Linked DNA regions of Mus musculus: region 1 is linked to region 2. The links are chromatin loops, found by intact Hi-C in ENCODE. Cell type or tissue: left cerebral cortex. All regions are shown on one strand. Each heading gives the region's core, and the rest is flanking DNA. Links, peaks and the distances in the headings are about the cores only. Region 1 holds the start of n-TIaat3 (a tRNA gene). Region 2 overlaps Prss16 (protease, serine 16 (thymus)).

Region 1 (2,904 bases), core at 206-2,705, 1.4 Mb before region 2:
CTGAAGGTGCCTGGCTGTGGTTAAGGCACAAAACCAAATGTGAAGTCATCCTGTCTTTACTCAGCTAACAACTGAAGCCTGAACTGCATCGTGCAATTGCTGCTCTGCTTGCAATGTTTCAAGATTAAACAATTTCAGAGACATTGATGGACACTTAAAAACAAAACAAAAACAGTAACAAAAACTGAGAGACTGTGATTACATGTCAGAAAAAGGGACACAGCAGAGCCAAGGATAGGCAAAGGCAGACCCTACAGAGGGCCCTCCAGAACCACCACCCCCCCTTACATAATGTCACATTAGGGAGAAACAGATTCCTATTACTCTCCTCCTAGGTTCCCAGGATCAGGAGGCCAAGGGAAGCCAGTAGAGGAGACCTGAGCGTTGAGATTAGAATCAGCAGTGAACTGGACAATGTTCTGTGCAACCTCAACTTTTCCCTGTTGTAGAAGAAAGCTGTGACTATTTTTATTTTCTGTCTCCTGAAAAGCTAAGATTTCATTAACTGTACTCTTAGAAACATCCCTTAAAACTTGTTCTGTCCATTCAACTTCTGACTTTGGCTCACTGTGTTATTCATCTCAGATGAGTGCAAGGGAAATTCCCATGTCTTAAGACACCCCACTCCCATTGCTTTTGAATCCAACCTTTCAGAATTCCACCGCCTTTGTACTTCTTGGCTGTACTCTTCATCCTGATTTTGGGGCATCACAACCACTGCTCAGAGAGGACAAAGCATGCCTCTCGCAGATTTGTGTGCCTTTTGGGAGCACAATACACACTGTTTTGCCTGCACACTTCTCAAATTCACTGTATAGACTTTTAAAAGTACCCAAGTAATAGGCTGTGGCTTAGAGGCACAGTGCTTGCCTATGTATAAAGCCCTAATTCAATCCATAGCACTTTAAAGAACTAACAAAAGTTCGGAGAACTATCTGAAACATCTGACTTAACATTACTTCGCCTTCTATAATGTAACGGAGAAGCTCACTAAATGGATCGTTGTAAACTCCAAAACACAGACCTCTGCTAGGCTCCCTGGGAATGCTGGGAGGCACAAAACTCAGGTTCAGAAAACTGTTCGGAAAGATCTCGGCTGGAAGATCCTTTGGACCCCACTAAGCAGCTGGACATTGATGAAGGACTTGGGGTTCTGAACCCGACATTCCCCCGTTCAGTGTCTCTAGATTAACAGAAGGCAGAAAACAGAAATGAAGGCACAGGCAGAGGCCAGGACTGGGTTTTCCTGGTAGCATTACCCAGCCTTCTAATGCACACAGCTTTGCAGGAAGTCTGTGTAAAGTGAGTGTGACTGGAGAGGAGGCACACTGTGGAAACGTGGCATGGAGAAAGACCCAGGTACTCACTGCTATTTCCCACTGCTTCCAGATTGATTCCTTGTGGTTCTCTACGAACTATGAAGTGTGCTTTCAGGACACTAAACCACAAAATAAGAACGCAACTAGACGGCACAGAGCAACCAAAAAGAAACACAGTCAAGGTTGGTATGCCTTACACAGCTATACAGAGTAGATCTATGCCACATTCGCTTCATCTTTTATTTTGAAGGCAAAGCATAGTAGCTAAAACATATGTGGCCCGTACGGGGATCGAACCCGCGACCTTGGCGTTATTAGCACCACACTCTAACCAACTGAGCTAACCGGCCAGACATAAGAGCTGCTTCTACGACCTCTACAGATATTTGATGACAAAGTTGACAACTAAGAGTTTCGTCTTGTTTTTCGAAATTTTAAGATTTTTTAAAAAGATGTAAAAACTTACAAACCACCTTATTCGAAGTAGAAAGTTTTTAGCAGCAGAAAAAAAAATTCCGTACGAGAGCAACAAATGTCTCCTTGCACTCACTCATTCCTCAACTCGGTCTGGGTCGACGCACAAACTGCTAGCAGTCCTCTGGCCGCGACGGAGTTCTGCCACCCACTTCTCCCTCTTACCCACAAGTGACTATTTGAAGTCTTGCCAATTTTAATCAATTTCAGAATACATTCGTCAAAACCATTTAGATAACGCAGAGGGTGGCAGGCCTCCACCAGATCCCGCCTCTCTACTGGAAGCTATCTAGACTTCTGTCCGGGATTCCGGACCAGTGGCTCAGGAGAGGCCACATGTATTTGTTCCCAGAAGATCTGCGTTGCTCCGGGCCGGCGGGACGTGGTCTCTCTGGACACTGTCGAGGTCCGTGAAGTCGCTGCGTGTTGAGAAGAGTGCAGGACCCGCGCGCCCGAGTACGTCTCAAGAACGAGTCCTCTCGGCTCATCCACGCCTGTCCTGGGTCGCAGTGAGGCCAAGCTCCGCTCAGCTTGAACTAGGATTTGCCATTGTCACTAGACCTGTAGTTGTTCCAGACGTTTTGTGGACCCCGGCGCTTCCTGGCGTTTTTTTTTTTTTTATCTGCCTCAGTGGGAACCGGAAGAGGCGACAGGGATGCCCTCGGTGTCATTCGGTCTTTCTTTAATGAAGTCGCGAAGGAGTTGAGAACTTGGGATTCTGAAATGAGTATTTTCGGGTCGCCCAGAAAATACATACCTTGGTGACAACGAATATCTGTGACTCCGAAGTCGCCCGCAGTCTCCAAGCAGACCAATGCAGCGCATCAGCCTCCACCTCCCAGTAGTTTGTTTTTCCGGGACCTTTTGGTGAAAAGACACCGCTGGTCCTTTTCTCCAGGAACCCTCAGCGCTCCAGTCCCCTAACTGGTGACCTTGCTGTGGCAACAACCACAAAAGTAGACGCGAACAAAGGAGGATTTAAAAAAGCGCGACGCGTAAGGCGTGAGGCACGGCTTTGAGAAACGTCACAAACACCACTCTAAACTCAAACTGCTTTTACCGCCAGGCTTGGGGACAAGGTCTCCGACTGCGGGTCCAAGAGCTCCGTGGG
Region 2 (2,904 bases), core at 283-2,782:
GTCCTCAGTTCCATAGCCCATCCTGCCTAGAGCCCTTCTTCTTCTGGGGCGCCCTCCTCGACTGCCTCTGGCGTCCCTCTATTTTTTGTTTAAGTTTTTAACCTAAGGCGCTAGGAAACTTTTCCGTTCTCACCTGAAATGGGTGGGCCTTCTCCCTTGGCCTAGGCAGAGAGAGTTACCGGAAGGAACCTTGGGCCCAGCTTAGGTTTTGGTATCATTCTACACAGTGGCCCCCAGGAGTGTAAGGTTCGACTTTGGCTCCTTTGCAGGTTGGCTGACGTGGCTTCCGCTCGCCAGGCGCTCTCCGGCCTCCTCAATGTGTCTTCTTCCAGCCCTTGGATCTGCTTCGGAGGCTCCTACGCTGGCTCGCTGGCGACCTGGGCCCGGCTGAAGGTCCTCAGAATTCCTCGGGTGGGCGGGTTTGGGGAAGTCGGCCTGCAGGGTCCCGACCAGAGGTAGCGCGAGTGTACTACCACGCTCCTCCCTAGCCATGCACATCACTGGGGCCGGAGAGCGACACCGAGCGCAAGCACCGCTTCTTGTACTAGGCTGACGCTCCTCCTTTCGTAGTTCCCCCACCTAGTCTTTGCCGCCGTCGCCTCCTCAGCACCGCTGAGCGCTGTAGTGGACTTCTCCGCCTATAACCAGGTAAGAGCTCAGTGGCAGCGGGGAGGAGGCAGGGGTGGGGACGGGGTCTCCCCCAAACCTGCAGTTTCCGGACGTCCTTCCCGCGTGCCGCAGGTGGTGGCCAGAAGCCTGACACAAGTCGCCATAGGAGGATCATTGGAGGTAGGCGGGTTGTAGAGTGTGGAGGAAGGCGAGGGAACCAAAAGAGTTCGGGAAAATCAGGGCAGAATGGGGACCAGCCTTAGGACAGCCAGGTTGCACAAGACCTTAGCCCAGGGACGCAGTCTGGTTTTGCAAGCTGCTGGAACTGAAAACTGAGGAAGCTTCTAGAGAGGAGGGACCCTGTCGGGATGAGTGGGGATCCAAATCAGAGGGGAAGGGAGGGCTGGGCTAAAGAGAAACCAGTAGAGGGCGGTTCGAGGAGGGGCGTGGTGGGTTAGGGGTGGAGTCATCGAGGGCGGAGCTCTAGTGAACTCTGTCTACCTGAGTCAAAGTCAGAAGCTAAGGAGGATGCGGGACACTGGGAGGGAAAATTTAGAGGACAGGGAGTGAGGTTGGGAACCTCCCCAAGAAGATGCAGTTCCAAAGAAGGAAAATCAAGATCCCCCCGCGAAAGTCGCTTCTCGCTTTCCGAAGTGTCTGGCGGCGGCCTCCACCGCCTTCACGGAGGTGGAGCGGCTGCTGCGCGCAGGCCCGGCGGCTCAGGCTGTGCTGAGGGAGGAACTGGGCGCCTGCGGGTCCCTGGACCTTACGGAAGACCAGGCGGAGCTGCTGGGAGCGTTGCAGGCGCTGGTGGGCGGCACCGTGCAGTACGACGGGCAGGCGGGAGCGCCGCTAAGCGTGCGCCAGCTCTGCGGTCTCCTGCTCGGGAAGTGGGGAAACCGCAGCCGCTCCACGCCCTACTTGGGGCTTCGCCGGGCTGTACAGGTAAGCCACCCGGACGCGCTTGTAAGCCAGAGACTAATGGGCCAAAGCTGAGCGTCCACCTTCACCGAGTTCAGACGACCGAAATCCTCCTCTTCGCCTCAGATTCCTTATCTGTAATAATAAGGCTTGCATGTCTCATCCAGCTGATAGTAAAATTACCTTATTAAGTAACCAAGAGCTAAACACACAGTATACAAATGTAGAGACCACAAGATTACTATCTCTTCTATCTTGTTATGTGGTCTTGGCAGCAGCAGTGTCTGGCAAACAGCTAGTGCACAACAGTATTTATGACTGAAGTGTTAGGGAGTTCTGAGATTAGACTTAAGGAGTGCCCCCCCCACACACACACTCACACCCGTTCTACAGTTAAAATTTCGCCATCACTTTTCCTGCTCTAATTCTGGACAAGGTTCTTTAAGAACATGTCGCAAAATTTATTTCATTAGTTTCTCAGGTGAAAGCCACTATTAATACCCCACTTACAGAAGAGTGAACAGGTAGAACGGTTGCCTCTTGCCTGGGATCTCACAGATGATAAAACCTAGGACATGGGTTACAAGGACCCCCTCTGGTGGATGTCCACTGACTACTAACACCCAGAAAACCCTCAAGAACTTACCCTTCTCCTCATGCTTTACCTGTAGTCCTACTATATGCCGGTGGCCCTGGCTTACTAGGAGAAGAGGGAACATGCAGCTATATATAAATGGGTGAACCTATACGTTCATGTATGTATTCTCCTCTAGATAGTCTTGCGCAGCATGGGACAGAAGTGTTTAAGCTTTTCCCGGGCAGAGACAGTGGCACAGCTGAGCAACACCGAACCGCAAGTGTCTGGTGTGGGGGACCGGCAGTGGTTGTACCAGACATGCACTGAGTTTGGCTTCTGTAAGTGACCCACCTAACTCCCAAACCGAAGCATCTTAAAGATGGTCTGAACTCATGGTCACAACTAGCTGACCTTCTGTAACTGCAAAAGTGTCTGACTGGAGCAAGTAAACAGCCACCTCCTATGCTACTCTCAACATAAAATGGACCCTCCTTCCTTGTGCTTCCTGTATTCTATCTTAGAATATCACTAGCCTTTCTCACTGGGCTAGAGATTGTGCCTTGTGCCTCTTTCCCGTTGTCTGGATGTCCTGTCAAGCACCGAGTCTTACACACTTGCAACTTGAACAAGTTTTCAATCTTCCCATTCTCTACTTCTTACTCTGTGGTCCTGACAGAGGTGCCACACACTGCTGCTGGAACCCAGACTTCTTCGGTCTCAAAGCTTGTACTTCACCTGTGCAGTCTGACTTCTACACCATGGCCAGAGAAATCTCCCTAAATATGGGATTGCATTTC

What was found. Peaks named below come from ENCODE experiments on the same cell type or tissue, not always from the same donor. Only the 100,000 strongest peaks of a DNase experiment are listed, where the experiment ranks them.
Region 1: a loop joins it to region 2, with 1.8 times the contacts of the local background. A loop is called at or near these places in 1 of 42 quality-filtered maps.

What each region holds. Positions count from the first base shown.
Region 1 is chr13:23,395,825-23,398,728 of GRCm38, reverse strand. n-TIaat3 (a tRNA gene) reads right to left here and starts at 1,669; the gene lies at 1,596-1,669. In left cerebral cortex, for the core only: no CTCF peak of the experiment used is centred there; a DNase peak (open chromatin) is centred at 1,625; H3K4me3 peaks cover 718 bases.
Region 2 is chr13:22,004,632-22,007,535 of GRCm38, reverse strand. Prss16 (protease, serine 16 (thymus)) reads left to right here. Exons shown (of 12, transcript NM_019429.2): 5 at 270-393; 6 at 571-648; 7 at 742-789; 8 at 1,264-1,554; 9 at 2,304-2,445. Among named protein-coding and RNA genes, the nearest start is that of Prss16, 3.7 kb to the left of the region's middle. In left cerebral cortex, for the core only: no CTCF peak of the experiment used is centred there; DNase peaks (open chromatin) are centred at 1,116 and 1,338; H3K4me3 peaks cover 1,497 bases.